Linked DNA regions of Homo sapiens: region 2 is linked to region 1. Evidence: chromatin loops called from intact Hi-C (ENCODE). Cell type or tissue: HCT116. All regions are shown on one strand. Each heading gives the region's core, and the rest is flanking DNA. Links, peaks and the distances in the headings are about the cores only.

Evidence for each region. Peaks named below come from ENCODE experiments on the same cell type or tissue, not always from the same donor. Only the 100,000 strongest peaks of a DNase experiment are listed, where the experiment ranks them.
Region 2: a loop joins it to region 1, with 4 times the contacts of the local background. A loop is called at or near these places in 7 of 110 quality-filtered maps.

The regions. Positions count from the first base shown.
Region 1 is chr4:121,093,202-121,101,553 of GRCh38, reverse strand. No RefSeq gene overlaps it. Among named protein-coding and RNA genes, the nearest start is that of NDNF, 25 kb to the right of the region's middle. In HCT116, for the core only: a CTCF peak has its summit at 4,680 (motif pointing right); a DNase peak (open chromatin) is centred at 4,683.
Region 2 is chr4:121,304,257-121,312,608 of GRCh38, reverse strand. No RefSeq gene overlaps it. Among named protein-coding and RNA genes, the nearest start is that of QRFPR, 73 kb to the left of the region's middle. RefSeq lists an enhancer at 4,677-4,766. In HCT116, for the core only: a CTCF peak has its summit at 4,626 (motif pointing right); a DNase peak (open chromatin) is centred at 4,648.

The sequences.
Region 1 (8,352 bases), core at 268-8,267:
TGTGCTGCTATAACAAACTACAGACTGAGTAGTTATAAAGAATAGAAATTTATTTCTCATAGTTCTAGATGCTGTGACCTCCAAGATCAAGGTGCCAGTAGGTTCTTTTTCTGTTGAGGGTTTGGTCCCTACTTCCAAGATGACATCTTGAACTCTGTGTCTTTTGGGGTGTAGGAGGAGAAATAATGTGTTCTCACATGGAAGAAGGTGGAAGGGCAAAAGAGAAGAACTCCCTCCATTAAGACCTTTAGTAGGGGCACTATATCCCATTCATAAGACCTTCACTCTCATGACTTAATGATCTCCTGCAAGGCCCACCTCTTAATATTACTACATTGATGTCTCAGCTCATTTTCTGTTGCTTATAACAATATCTGAAACTGGGTAATTTATAAAGAAAAACAATTTGTTTCTTTCAGTCATAGAAGCTGAGAGTCCAAGGTTGAGGGGCTGTATCTGGTGAGAGCTTCTTGCTGGTAGAGACTCTCTGAATAGTCCTGACATGGTACAAGATATCACATGGTGAGGAGGATAAGCATGTTAACATGCTAGCTAAAGTCTCTCTGTCTTTTCTTATAAACCATCAGTTTCCCTGACCCCATGAAAACCTATTAATCCATTAACTCATTAATCCATGAACCCTAATCATCTAATTACCTTTTAAAAGCTTCACCTTTCAATACTCTCACATTTGGGGATTAACTTTCAACATTAATTTTGGAGGGGACATCAATATTTAATAGCAATAGGGAAAAAATAGTCTCTTCAATAAATGATGTTGGGAAAACTGGATATCCCTATGCAGAAGAATGAAATTGGATCCTTACCTCACACCATGCATAAAAATCATCTTAAAATAGATTAAAAAATTAAAGATAAGAACAAAAACCATAAGACTACTTGAAAAAAGCATAGAGAAAAAGCTTCTTGACATGAGTCCAGGCAATAATTTTCTGAGAGATGACACCAAAACCACAGGTAACAAAAGCAAAAATAGACAAGTGGAATTGCATCAAACTTAAAAGCTCCTGCACAGCAAAGGAAACAATCAATATAGCGAAAAGGCAACCTAAAGAATGGAAGAAAATATTTGCAAACTGTATATCTGATAAAGGGTTAATATAAAAAAATTTATGACACTTAATGGCAAAAACAGCAACAAACAATACAATTAAAACACGGGCTAAGGACCTAAATAGATATTTCTCAAAGTATGACATACAAATAGCCAAAGTTATATGAAAAAGTGCTCAACATCACTAAACAGAGAAATGCAAATCAAAACCACAATGAGATATCACCTCACACCTGTTAGAATGGCTGTTATTAAAAAACAAAAGATAACATGTGTTGGCAAGGATGTGGAACAAGAGGAATACTTGTTCACTGTTTATGGGAATGCAAATTAGTACAGTGACTATGGAAAACAGTGTGGAAGTTTTACAAAAAAAAAAAATAGAATAACCATATGATCAAATAATCCCAATTCTGGGTATATGTCTAAAGGAAGTAAAATCAGTATATTGATGAGATACCTGCAGGCTCCTATTTGCAGCTGTATTCACAATAGCCAAGACATGGAATCAACCTAAGTGTCTGTTGATGGACGAATGGATAAAGAAAACTTAGTATACATGTATAATGGAATATTATTCAGTCTTTAAAAAGAAGGAAATTCTGTCACTTGCAACAACATGGATGAACATGGAAGATATTATGCTAACTGAAATAAGCCAGAAACAGAAAGGGGAATACTGCATAATCTCACTTATTTGTGAAATCCGATAAGTCAAATTCATGGGAGCAGAGAGTAGAATGGTAATTTACAGGGTCTGGGTATTGGGGAAAATTGGGGAGATGTTGGTTAAAGGGTACAAAGGTTTAATTATTTGTGATGACAAGTTCTGGAGATCTTACAACATTATGGTGACTATGGTTTAAAATACTGTATTTTATACTTGAAATTTGCTAAAAGAGTTGATCTTAAGTTTTCTCACCAAACACACACAAAATTATAACTATGGGAGATGATGGATATGTTAGTTTGCTTTATTATGGTAATCATTCATATTGTACATGTATATTAAAGCATCACATTGTATACCTAAAATATATACAATTTTTATTTGTCAAGTGTACTTTAATACACCCAGAAAAAGAGAGAAAGAAACTAGAGTGTCCCAGAATCAAGTTTCAACTGTCACTGTTGTGTGCCAGCCTTAATAAAATAATATCATTTCTGCAAATAGAGGAAGGGTTTCCTATTACCCCATTTGGAGCAACTTTGGAAATTCTCTTTGAAATGACTTGACAGGCACTTTCCCACATTACCTGATAACACATTACAATTTCATTGGACTGAAGGTACCACAGTAAAATGGTTTGTCTCATTATCTGTAGGTTACATATCATTGTTTTCATACTAAAATGGAAAAGTGATACATATTATTCACAAACTTGTAATTTTTTCAACTTTTTAGAGTGCATTTCTGTGTACGTTGTTGAGTGAGCCTTCATAAACCTTAAAGTCTGGCAGGAAATAATTTTACTAATGAAGTAAAAAATATAAAGAACTTCACTCCTTTTTAAGGCTCAATAATCTTTCACTGTATGTATACACTTCATTTTGTTTCTCCATTCTTCTGTTTATGGACCCTTGGGTCATTTCCACCTTTTAACTACTGGGAATAATATTGCTATGAGCAGAAAAGCCTTTTCCATGTAGAGTAATTCACAGTTTCAACTACTTTCCATGAAGCATTTTTTCATCTGTTCTAAGTATCAGCATTTCATCGTAGGGTTAAAAAGTAGTTTTGCTGTAGAAGTAGAATGAGCCTGGGGTTTGAAGTTAGACAGCAAGTGACCATTTCTGCTTCTATTTCTGTGTGAACTTGGTTCAGTTTCTTCATCTCTTAAATGGATCAATAATAATTTCTGCTGCACACACTGTTGTGAAAATGAATGAGACAATAAAGCAACTAGTGTAGTGTCTGAGGCATTGTGTAGTGCCTGACACGTCGTAAGAGGATAGTAAATGCTAGCCATTAGTAATACTTCCAAATGGCCACATATTTCAACCACAAGACTTAATCTCATCTCAAGCTGCTTCCTTCACCCCATTATCTCACACTGGGGCTTTGTTCCTACTTTTTCCTCTAATGGTTCTTAAGAGTTTTACTTCAATTGCTTACATAGATCACAACACCATTCCCCAGTTTGTTAACCTTTTTAATATTTCATTCTCAAAAAGGTCTATTCTACCAGATTTACCTTTAGATCTGTGTTATAACTTCTATTAGTGAGAATATGTTTTTAGAGGTTAAAGATTATTCATATCTGAATTATTTTGCGGCCCATATAAGAAAAAGTACTGAAATGATAACAACGACATTTGGTAAGACTCTCTCCATCCCAGTGAAAGAGCAAGGATGATTAACTTTTTAAGCCTACAGAGAAGACATTCTAGGACCATATCACTAAACTACTGTTTTATAATTACAAAGTGGCATTTTGTCACCAGAAAGATATATGGGAATCAATGGAGGAATACTAGCTCACATGTCTAAATCCAGGAAAAAACATTAGGAAGCCCTAGAATTAGGAAGCCTCAGAGTGTGCAAAAGAGGTAAAGAGATTCCATTTAACCTTAGACTGCCCTGGTAGCCAGTTTGTTTGCTCTGGGTTGAGCCATCCATTGTCCAGGAATGTAATGGGTAAAAGAGACTCAGAAACATCCTTCCTCAACCCCAACACCCTTGCATCTGCAAACCGATTTCACATTGTTAAAGGTTCACTCAGTTTAGTCATTTTAATTTTAAACCAAAATAAATGTAAATAATGATCCAATCAATAAATTGGTCTTTTTATAAAATAAAATCAATTCTAAATCTACTTTAAAGAACCATTTGTAGAGGTTTTGGTTTTAAGTTCATGAAAAGCATGATAACAATCACAAGAACTGTGATTCCATGTTTTCAGAAGTTTATACTGCAGGCCTTCAACCTGCTTTTAGAGATAATGCAGTTAAAACTAACACTCAGCACAATCAATTAAAAATATCCAACCATGCTAACATTTTGGAATGATCCGGATGGTTAATATTTGAACGAAGCATCTGAACTGATTGGCTGTTTTGCTACTGTGTTTCAAGTTAGAGGTATCATCAGAGGCCAAGGTTTCTTTAAATTCCTCCAACAGTTCATTTTAGACTACCGATACTAATAGGTAGCCTCTTGAACTATGTGAATGAAGCAATTTTCAGTACCGCCAGGTGTTAGAAAGTGACTAGTACGTAATGGAAGCCCAGTTAATGTTGCTGCCAAAATTGATATATGAATGAATGATCTCTATTGGCCTGTATGTTTCAAAGCTTCTATACCAGATCTTAAAAAAAAAAATCCAAGTTTTAGTTTGGTTCTGGTTACAGTTACTCCAGGGCCTGTGTTATCTAGTTTGGCTCTCTACAATAAATTAGCCAATTTTTTACCAAATTTTTAGTGTATTAAACATAGGAAAGTCTTATATAGGCAGATACTTTGGTTTGTTTTACAATTTAATCATTTGATTTCTATTTTGTTCCTTGCGAGCTTAATATTTTGAACAAATTATCTCTGCTATTGTCCCTGTTATTTTCCTTTAGTGCTGATTTCATAACAAGAAAAAACTGACATTTGAAATCAAAGGTTTTTTCCTAAGTAAAATGTCCACTAGATGGAAGTATTGTTTCAAAAGAACGAGGGTGATGGCTTTAAAAAACTATTTCTAAAACTTACCCAGTGAAAGTTACATCATAAAAACTGATAGACAATTCCTTTATTACTTTCCTAATTTTTTTATTTTTATATAAATGACAGCATTTAAAATCCATGTCATTAGGAGGCTTATATTGTGAAAATTGTTGCATCTCTGTAAAGACTTAAGATGTCTCAGTGCTGAATTCTCTAAGTTTATTTTCTATATGTTTCATAGGTTTAATGACAACAAAGAAAATATCTTAGTTAAAAAACATGCCTTAAAATCAGAATCCTGGGAACTTGCTTCATGAGTCAGAAATAAAAAATTTGTAGAGGGTTAAATAAAAACCCTAAACATAAAGTGCCTAACAAAAAGATTATAAAACCCTCAAGTGTGGAAAAATACACACACATAGATTAGATGTGAGTGTCTTAAAGTTCTCAAAGAAACAGTATCATTGTGTATTCACACATTCTTGCCCAGTCTACACAACTGTATTTAAAGTGCATATTTTAATATTTGCTAATGCAAATGGCATAGTAAATTTGCAAATTACATTCCATTCTTATTTGCAGTTGCTGACCTGAATATAAAAATATCTTTATTAACTTAAATTTGTCATGGTTTGCCATTATTTTAGTATACTTAAGGCAGTACTTGAGCAATTTTTTGTTTTCTTACTATGATGTTTATGACTAATATTTTTGAAAGTATTTACTCAACCTCTTATGGCATATTATGCTTTATAATTAAATATGGCTTTGGAATTAATTATTAACATTATCTTTAAGAAATACAATTCTGAGGAAGCAAAATTTTAATGCAATATAAAAGCATTTTAGTTGGAGGCTTCAAACCTCCAACTTAATGACAAGCTTCTTCCACACATTGCCCCACAAGTGTACACTTTCAACAACTGATAAAGGGAAATCAATCAGCCCCCTCTGCAAGCTCTTTGAGGTAATAATTGGAAATATCAAAGAGTATGTATTTCATAAAGCAAGGCTGAGTCATCATGATGCCATTGAAAATACTGTAGTTCTTTTTTCTCTATAAAAGCTGTGGGACATTTTAAAATTAAATTGGAATAGCAGTAATACTTTCTTAAAGTTTTTTCTAAGCTCTCACAATTGACAAAAAAAAATCTTTTTATAAAGTTTTGAGAGTAAATGGTTTGTTTTTTTACATATTTCCTTAGTATTATTTCCTAAGTATATTAACTTAGTAAAAGTTAGCAAGTAAAGGAAGGTTTTCAAAAACTAACATAACAATTTTCTATTCCTCCTTTAAATCATTCAAAAAAAATGAAGTTTCAAACGTTGTTTTGATTTAATATTATATTATGTAGAAATACAAAGGCAGTTCACGCTTTGTAAATTGTATTTAGAAAATTGTGTACTTTGACAAGTCTAGAAGTTCATTTTCCCGTCGTAAAGCTAGACAACTAAATTGGCCTACTAAAGGACTGTGAACCAGTTTGTTATATAAATGAGAACATGTTGTTGATGTTTGACATAAACAGCAGAGGTGCAACTGAAGTCAGCCTGCTCACATAATTAAGTAGTCAATGCAAGACTACGTAAACCCTTGATTCCAGTGTTAGAATGACTGTCTGTGTGTTTCTTTGTTCACCCATCCAACTAGCCCTATATTTATTAATCAATATTTATCGAATGCCGAGTATACTTTTGGAGCAGTCAAGGTTTTCCGTGCCTTTATATTTGTGTGCTGTCAAACCTTTCTAATTTGATTCCCAAATGCTCCATTTTTTAAACATTATAAAAAATTCTTCTGTAACTTCTTTCTGCCTGCTGAAAACAAGGCCAAACTCTTTGGCCTGATATGCATGGCTTTCCTCAATAAAGCTCCAACTTATATTTTGAGATTTATTGGCTATTATTTTACATATCTTCCATTTCATTCAAATCTTATCTACTCACCATTTTCTGCACACCTTCACTTTACTGATATGTTTCCTTTGCTGAAAGTACTCTCGTGCTATACTATGGCCTACACCTCCAAATTCTTCACATATTTCAAGACACATCTCAGTTTTTCACTTCCTTATGCAATTCTACTTCACCCCAATCAGAAACAACCTTTCCAGTCTCTGAGGTACCAGTCACTGCCTTTGACTTATAAGTTTCTTACATTATTTATTACTTTGACCTGAATAGTGGAATTATTTGCTTGTGTTGTTTTTTGTCTCTCTCTCAAACTGAAAGAAGACTGGGATCCTGTAATACTCATCTTTGCATCTCAAAACTCTTATCACACTACCTCCTGTTACCCAACCTGTGACTGGACTATCATCACTACTTCCTTCTCTTTTTCTGGCAAAGGCTAAGGCTTCCATCAGTGCTGTACCTCAAATCTTCCTTCCTACATCCTTAAAAATCTCCTCCCACTGACTATCCTCTTATTCATCATTGGCTTCTGCCCATTAGCGTATTAACATGCTCAAGTCCTTTTTGCCCTAATACAGTCTAGCACCATCTTTCTCGACTCTCTTTAATAGCTAACCTCTTGAAAGTGTTTTCTACACATGCTGTCACCACAGCCACAGCTTTCACTAACTTCTCATCCTTATGTAATCTGCCTTTTACCTCCATGACCTAGGTGAAACTGTTCCCACAAAGGACACCAATGACCTCCTGCTTGCTAAATCCAATGACCGTTTTGGGGTTTTCTTGTTTTTGACACAGGGTCTCATTCTGTCACCCAGGCTGGAATGCAGTGGTGTGATCACAACTCACTGCAGCCTCGACTTCCTGTGCTTAGGTGATCCTCCCACCTTAGCCTCCCAAGTAGCTGGGATTACAGGTGCACACTACCACGCCTAGCCAATTTTTTGTATTTTTAGTAGAGAGGAGGTTTCACCATGTTGCCCAGGCTGGTGTCAAACTCCTGGTCTCAATCTGCCTGCCACCTCGACCTCTCAAAATGCTGGGATTACAGGGGTAAGGCAATACACCTGGCCCACTTCTTAAATCTTTCCTTATTTGGGCTCTCTACATCACCTAACACTATTTATCATTCTTCCCTCTTTAAGTCACTCTCTTCCCTTGAAGCAATTCTCCTGCCTCAGCCTCCCTAATAGCTGGGATTAGAGGCATGGGCCACCACACTCGGCTAATTTTTGTATTTTTAGTAGGGATGGGGTTTCTCCATATTGGCCAGGGTGGTCTGGAACTCCTGGCCTCAAGTGATCTGCCCACCTCAGCCTCCCAGAGTGCTGGGATTACAGTACCATGCTGGGCCTGGTACTTATTCTTACATTTCTTTCTGGATGGCCCATATGCACCCAAGTACAATGTGTCCCAAACCAAACTCATCACATTTCCTCTTTTAACCTAAATTCATTTCCTATTTTTTGTTCCTCATCACATTGAAAGGCAGTACTATTCATCAAGTTTCCCAAGTCAGAAACCAGAGTATCTTCCCTGGATTATCTCTCTCCCTTATGTTACATATTTTAATCAAATACTGAACCCTGCCACTTCTATCATCTACAAAGCTTTTGAATGTGCTCCCTCTGCTCCAATGTCTGTCCCACTGCCCTGGTTAAGACTATCATAATTTCCCACCTGGATTTCTGTCATGGCCTTGTAAATTGTC
Region 2 (8,352 bases), core at 214-8,213, 210 kb before region 1:
TCTATTGAGATGTTCGTGTGTTTTTTGTCCTTTATTTAATTAATATGTATTACATTGGTTAAGTTTCATGTGTTGTACAAATTTTGCATTCCTGGGATAAATCCCACTTGGTCTTGTTATACAATCCTTGTATGCTGCTGGATTCAGTTTTCTAGTATTGTGTTGAAGATGTTTGCATCTGTATTCATAAGGAATATTGGTCTGTAGTTTCCTTTTTTGTGATATTTTTGTCTGGTTTTGATGCGAGAGTAATACTGGCCTCATAAATTGCATTATTTAGTAGTATTCACCCATGATGCCATCTGGGCCTGAGCTTTTTTTTTGTGGAACTTTTTTGATTACTAATTCAGTTTATTCAATAATTATATATCTATTCAGAATTTTTATTTCTTCTTGAGCTAGTTTCAGTAGTTTGTGTCTTTCTAGGAATTTGTTAATTCCATCTAAGTCATCTGATTTGTTGTATGCTATATACAATTGTTTATAGTATTCCCTCATTATGCTTTGTTTATTTATTTATCTCTGCAAATTCAGAGTAATGGCCATTCTACTATATAGACATATAAAACTAAATGCAGTAATATTTTCTTCAGTTTCTCAGCAATAGGCAAGAGTCTACTCAGACATTCAAAGCACATGATTGTTGATTTTATATTCAAGCTCTGAAAATGGGATACAATTCTTCCTCAAACACTTTTTCCTCTATCATCCTGCATTAGTTAGGATTCAGTTTGCTCCAACAGGACACATATACCCTTGCCCAGTGTTTTCAAGCAAAACAGACTTTTAAAAACATTATTCCAGCTAGTTAGTATCAAACATTGATGGGTAGGAAATTGAGAGCCAATCCCCACTGCTGGCTCCAGGACCAGATCACTTCTGCCATGATCCATGCCAGGAGAATGGATATCCCATGTTCCACTGTTCAACACTAGAGAATGAGGAAGCCATCCCTGGGACCTCTGCTACAGCTGTCATGGAAAAGCCAAATGCTTTCCATGACTGTCTTTTTTTTTTTTTTTTTTTTTTTTTTTTTAGATGAATCTCAGTCTGCTGCCTGGGCCGGAGTGCAGTAGGGCAATCTCAGCTCACTGCAACCTCCACCTCCGATTTCAAGCGATTCTCCTGCCTCAGTCTCCCAAGTAGCTGGGATTGCAGGCACCCGCCACCACACTCAGCTAATTTTTGCATTTTCAGTAGAGATGGGGTTTCACCATGTTGGTCAGGCTGGTCTTGAACTTCTGACCTCAAGTGATCCGCCCGCCTAGGTCTCCCAAAGTGCTGAGATTACAGGCATGAGCATGTGCCCGGCCTCCATGACTGTCTTTACCGGCAGAATCCAGGTTTTTACCTGCCCTAGTTTTATTCATTTCAAGACAATACTGCTGGGGCACACTCAGATTTACTAATTTTAAAATTAGAATTTATTTTAGTCACTATGACTTGAGCCACTTAGAAATGTAAACGAACTTTGAGAGTAATTTTCTTTTTTTTTTTTTTTTTGTTCTTTAATTTCCTCATTCATTTATTCAAAAATATTTATCAAGTGAAACACTATTATAAAAATATAAAAACTTTGTTTTAATAAATGATTTTTTTTTTATTATACTCTAAGTTTTAGGGTACATGTGCACATTGTGCAGGTTAGTTACATATGTATACATGTGCCATGCTGGTGTGCTGCACCCACTAATGTGTCATCTAGCATTAGGTATATCTCCCAATGCTATCCCTCCCCCCTCCCCCGACCCCACCACAGTCCCCAGAGTGTGATATTCCCCTTCCTGTGTCCATGTGATCTCATTGTTCAATTCCCACCTATGAGTGAGAATATGCGGTGTTTGGTTTTTTGTTCTTGCGATAGTTTACTGAGAATGATGGTTTCCAATTTCATCCATGTCCCTACAAAGGATATGAACTCATCATTTTTTATGGCTGCATAGTATTCCATGGTGTATATGTGCCACATTTTCTTAATCCAGTCTATCATTGTTGGACATTTGGGTTGGTTCCAAGTCTTTGCTATTGTGAATAGTGCCGCAATAAACATACGTGTGCATGTGTCTTTATATTAGATGAAAACATCTGACTCTGAGACATTTAAAATATGTTTCTTATTTCTTTCAGCTTTTATGGTTTTAGAGACTTTCTATTATTTTCTTCTTCATACAACTCATGTGATATGACTGCTAGTATTTGCATGTTTTGATCTTCGACTTAAAAATCAGTTCAACCCCCTCTCTACACTATCACTACATATTTCTGAGATAAAAAGTACTTATGTTTTCCAAGCATTTGAAAGAACACCTACATTTAAAATGTCTGTAACTATGATGATATTATATTATAAAAATAAATACTTACTTGAAGACAAAAAGAAAAGAAATACACTATACGACGAAGGGGAAAAAAACTATAATCTTTACACAAATCACTAGGTTAAATAGCCAACTGAGAAACCTTACTGAAGGGTAATTTCCAACAATTGCACATTTTTCTGTTTTGACTTAAATCCATTTGTATTATGGCGTAAAATAAAAAGCTCTTGGGTTTAAAAAAAATACTCTGTGCTGAGACTCCCAGAACACAACTATATAAATCTTTTACTTGTTCTCTTCATTCTACCTGAATACCTACTCTACATTCATTGCCCATTCTTTTCTGGAATATATTTGTCTCTATCTTAATCCACCTCATTGTGTCCCAGGTTTATCTTAATAAAATCTCTTTGCAGTTTGCATTTTTTACTGCAAACTTTTTATGGGAGTATAACATACATAGAGAAAAGTGTACAAATTATAAGCATAGAACTGAAAGAATGAAAGGAGTTTTAGCATTTTTTTATACTGATGCCAATGTTGGCTTTATTATATAAACTACATCCCATATTTTCACACATTATATACCATTGAAAATAATTATCAAATAGCATATATTTAAATGCCTCAAAAGTTGATCATCTTTGAACTTCCAGAGCAGCCAATGACTATATTAGAACCTTTGAAAAATGAGAAAATACCTACCATTTTATTATTTTCAGAGTCACCGGCTGACTGGAGAGGCAATTTTATTCTTAATTTGCAGAGGTGGAGGCTGAAACTTAGTGAGGATAATAGAGGTGCAGCATCTAAAGTCAGACCTGTCTCTAAGGCCTGCCCTCTTCCCATGCCCCTGGATGATCAGCAGTGGCAGTTGAACATCTTATAAATATTAGCCTTGACTGTGATATAAGAATGACTGAAGTTTGGAAAACCCTGTATGCCAGTGGTTCCCAACATTTTTGGCACCAGGGACTGGTTTCTCGGAAGACAATTTTTCCATTGATGATCAGGTGGTGGTAGGGTGTGGAGGATGGTTTTGGGATGACACTGTTCCATCTCAAATCATCAGGTATTAGTTGGATTCTCATAAGAAGCACGCATCCTAGGTCCCTAGCATGCACAGTTCACAATAGAGTTCGTGCTCCTATGAGAATCTAATGCTGCAGCAGACAGCAGATCTGGCAGGAGGTAGAGCTCAGGCGATAATGCTCGCTTGCCCACTGCTTACCTCCTGCTGTGCAGCTCGGTTCCTAACAGGCCACAGACAGGTACTGGTCCCCAGCCCGGGGGTTGGGGACCCTTGCTGTACACTACCAGCTACGCTTGCTAAACCAACTGCCTCTGAAATGAAAGGAGAGTTTAGTGAATTACAGAAAGAACTTTTAGGCTGAAAGCATGTGAGGCCAGTACTGAAGTCTGGCTCTCTACCACTAAGACAGCCAGACTGGAAGCTAAAGACAACATTTCCCAGATGCCTTAAGAGATCTGGTCCACCACAAGGACCTAGCACTGGCTTGAGATCTAGGAGGCACACTCATCACACCTATGTTCTAATACAGGTTAGCTGTCACTTTTTTAATCTTTTAAGAACATAAATGAAACTTACAGAGGAGGAGGCCCATCTTCTGCTGCTTGTGCTGCCTCTGAAGGAAAGTGGGCCCAAGGAGGCATTTGGTTTTCTGTGGCAGCTGTAGCAGAGGCCCCCTTGACTCATGCCTCAATTCCATTAGTAATCTATTTCATTAATATGTCATCATATAGAGTCAGGGTTAGGTTGAAGGCAACAAAATATCCTCTAGTCAGTTCATGTAAAAAGAGGTTAATTAGCAGTTTTGGGGTGACTCATCAGATTTTTAAAAGGGCTGGAGAAGTAGGCTCCGGGCTGAATTTGCAGGAATTACCCTCATGAGATGTAACTGCCCTGATAAGAAGCCACTTCCTCTGCCACAATCTGGAAGATAAGGCATCAAGGAGCTACCACCATAATTGCTGGCCTTAGGACCCTATATAGCTTACCATGACCCATGTGCTACATAAATTGTGATTTGTTAATTCCAAATTTGTTATCCTCTCTAGTTTATTGTTATATCTCTTCTTTTTCACATTTTCAAACAAACTCTTGGAAGTGAAAAATACCAAGCTGCTCTTTAAATGTAAAGATGACATTATTATTCTACCAAATGCATTTGGAAAATAGACTGTAAAGGGCTATACTTCAAAAAATATATGTATTATTCCACTCCCTTCTCCCAAATTTGACCTCCACCTAACCAGGTGTCCTTTTTCCTAACATTGCTCTGTAGATGGCGCTATTGCTGCACAGTGGCAAGTTGGTAGCAAAAGAAACTGACCTTTAAGAGGACTCAGAGAACAGGTTAATTTTAAAGACATCTGGAACTCTGGCACATGGTTGGGTCAGAGCTAAGTATTTTCAAGTTTGGTTTGTTGTTAGATGTTGGTGAGTTGCCTCTAACGTCTGGAAAGCAAAGATTAAAAGATGCTTGGAATTTGCAAGCCACAAGGTTGGTTTGGCCCCAAGACAAAAGGTACAGAGCTTTAAAGTTTAGTGGATGTTCCTGACAGCCCGGTTTATATCTCGTTTTGCTCCTTTTGGGGTTCACCTGGGCTTGTGTAAAAACGTGACAACCTGTTCAAGAGCCTGTCTTAGCCTGTGGGAAGGTGGACTAGAGGAGCTGCCTGAAAGATGAAGTCATGAGAATAAGGGAGGTGTTTTTCATTTCATGCAGACTCATGGTTTTACTTCCTCTTGCCCAGATACCCTCTCTTACCTTGGTAATAAAACTTTGTTTGTGTCTCTTTCTGACTTTTGTTTTGTGCAATAAATCATTTTTCTAAAACTATTCTTTTGGAAGACAAATTAAAGTGAATATGAATGTGAGGAATAATGCACAAATAAAGATAAATTCTGAGACTCATTAACTTACTCAGAAAACAGACAATGTAACTGAAGAAGAAGATCATTGGCTGTTTTCCATTTCTTTCCATCCATGTCTTTTTGAGATCCTCCAGCAAATTTGAAAAATATGTGGAGGAATAATAAAAATGCCTAGAAAACCTCATCAATTCAGAAATTAATTTGACTCACCTATCTGTGAACACAGGCAATTGCATTAACAGCATACTCCTACTGATAAACAGCCCTGCCAATAGACATGCTTGATAGAGATTCACCCAACCACAACTCTGTGGGCCAATTCTATTTAGGAAATGTCATAGCACTATGATCTGCTATGAGATTCAAAGCATATAGTTTTTATAGGAAGAGGACATTTTCAGTACCTAGAGGGTTTTTGTTTTGTACCTTTAAAAAATAGCCTGAAAGAGCGGTTTCTGTATCTTAAAGACTTCCTGAGCCCCATCCACAGAGATGATGATGCAGTTAGGTCTGTGGCAATACTTGAGATGCTATATTCCTAATTGCTCTATAAACTTCTCCAAGAACTGGATAAGTTTTGGAAGCCTGGTTCGTAGAGAAGGAATAAGATGCCAAAAACCGGAAAGAACCTGAGAGTGGCTACACTCTCAAGACTTGTGATACAATTTTTTAAATTGCTACATAATATTTTACCTATTTATGTGATAGAGGTGAGTATTTGTTACATGGGTAAGACACAGAATGATCAAGTCAGGATATTTGAGGTATTCATCACCTTGAGTATTTATCATTTCTATGGGTCGGGAATATTTTAGGTCCTTTCTTCTAACTACTTTGAAATATAAAATACATTGTTGCTTACTGTAGTCACCCTACTCTGTTATGGAACTTTAGAATTTATATCTTATGGCCGGGCATGGTGGCTCACGCTTGTAATCCCAGCACTTTGGGAGGCCGAGGTGGGCGGATCACGAGGTCAGGAGATCAAGACCATCCTGGCTAACACGGTGAAAACCCATCTCTACTAAAAATACAAAAAAATTAGCTGGGCGTGGTGGCAGGCGCCTGTAGTCCCAGCTACTTGGGAGGCTGAGGCAAGAGAATGGCGTAAGTAAACCCGGGAGGCGGAGCTTGCAGTGAGCCTAGATCACGCCACTGCACTCCAGCCTGGGCAACAGAGCGAGACTCCGTCTCAAAAAAAAAAAAAGAGGAATTTATATCTTATATCTAATATTTGTGCCCATTAACCAACCTCTCTTCATATGCCCCTCCTACCCACACACCCTTCCCAGTCTCTGGTGTCTACCATTCTACTCTCTACTTCCAAGAGATCAACTTTTTTAGTTCCCACATATGAATGAGAACATGCATTGTTTGTCTTTCTGTTCCTGGCTTAGTTTACTTAATGTAATGACCTCCAGTTCCATCCATGTTGCTGCAAATGACATGATTACATTATTTTTATGGCAGAATATTATTCTATTGTGTATATATACCACATTTGCTTTATCCATTTGTCCTCTGATGGACGCTTAGGCTGATTCCATATCTTTACTACTGGGAACAGTGCTGCCATAAATATGTGAGTGCAGATATACCTTTGGTATACTGATTTCTCTTCCTTTGGATAAATACCCAGGAGTGGGATTGCCAGATCATATGGTAGTTCTATTTTTAGTATTTTGAAAACTCTCCACACTGTTCTCCATAATGGCTCTACTAACCTACATTCCCATCAACACTATATAGGAGTTCCCTTTACTCTGTATCCTTGCCAGTATCTGTTAATTTTTGTCTTTTTATACCAGCCATTCTGAGGTAAGATATCTCATGGTAGTTTTGATTAGTATTTCCCTGATGATTAGTGATGTTGAGAATTTTTTCATATGTCTGATGGCCATTTATATTTCTTCTTGTGAATAATGTCTATTTATGTATTTTGCCCACTTTTTAAAGGGATTATTTTTTTTTACTGTTGAGTTGTTTGAGTTCCTTGTATATTAAAATCACTGCATTTACAAAATTGGAAATGAATAAAAGGATGGACCTAGGGTGAGAATTGGAGATTTGTATTTTAAAACCCTGGAATCTAGATTGCTTTACTGCCTTCTAAAAAAACAAAATTGCTTTCTCTCTCAAGTTCTTTTTCACATCTTAAGAGTAGAATAATTCTTATCTTCTGATGATATCTGGTAGAGGAACAGGATATACTTTTGGTGAAAAATACTTTGAGCTGGCCTGACCTCTGGCCTCTTTGGCTGTTGGACATGCTGCATACTTATCTTATGTTTGTTAGTTTTGTAAATTTTTAACTAGATAAAGTGTCAAGTGAACTGAGAAGGTGATAGAATCTAGTGCATGCCAATGTACAATTCAAATTGACTTACACAGAGCAATAGTCCCAAGTTGTGGACTTACCAGTATGCAGTGGGAAGTGAAATGGAAACTGCACTAAGGTAAGTGTCGTTTCTAACAGTATATTAAAACAACATGAAAAACCCAAAGTAGACACTCTTAGTTCAAATAGCTCAACTTTGTAAGTCAACTTTGTATTTTAAAAAAGGTCAAAGTTATACAATCCTTTTACTCTTTACTGACTTAAGATACCTACTTATTTTGCATTAATCAATTACATTTTATTATTGAATTTTATCTCATCTATCAGCTTTTTTATTGTATGTTTTTGTGTCATTTTAGAGGTTACCCTAGAAATCACAAAATGCAACCATAATTTTGTCTCCTTTTGCCATATCTCGAACACTGCAATGAGCAGATATAACAGATATCTGTAAAATAACAGATACTGGCAAGGATACACAGTAAAGGGAACTCTTATACAGTGTTGATGGAAATGTAAGTTAGTACAGCCATTATGGAGAACAGTGTGGAGAGTTCTCAAAAAACTGGAAATAGAACTACCATATGATCTGTCAGTCCCAGTACTGGGTATTTATCCAAAGGAAGACAAATCAGTATACCAAAGGGATATCTGCACTCACTTGTTTATTGCAGCACTGTTCACAATAGTCAAGCTCCTTGCAGTGCTTTAACTTATAATAGTTAACCATTCCTATCCTTTTTTGCTGCTATTGTCACATTGTTTTACTCCTACATAAGTTATAAACTTTTCTTGGA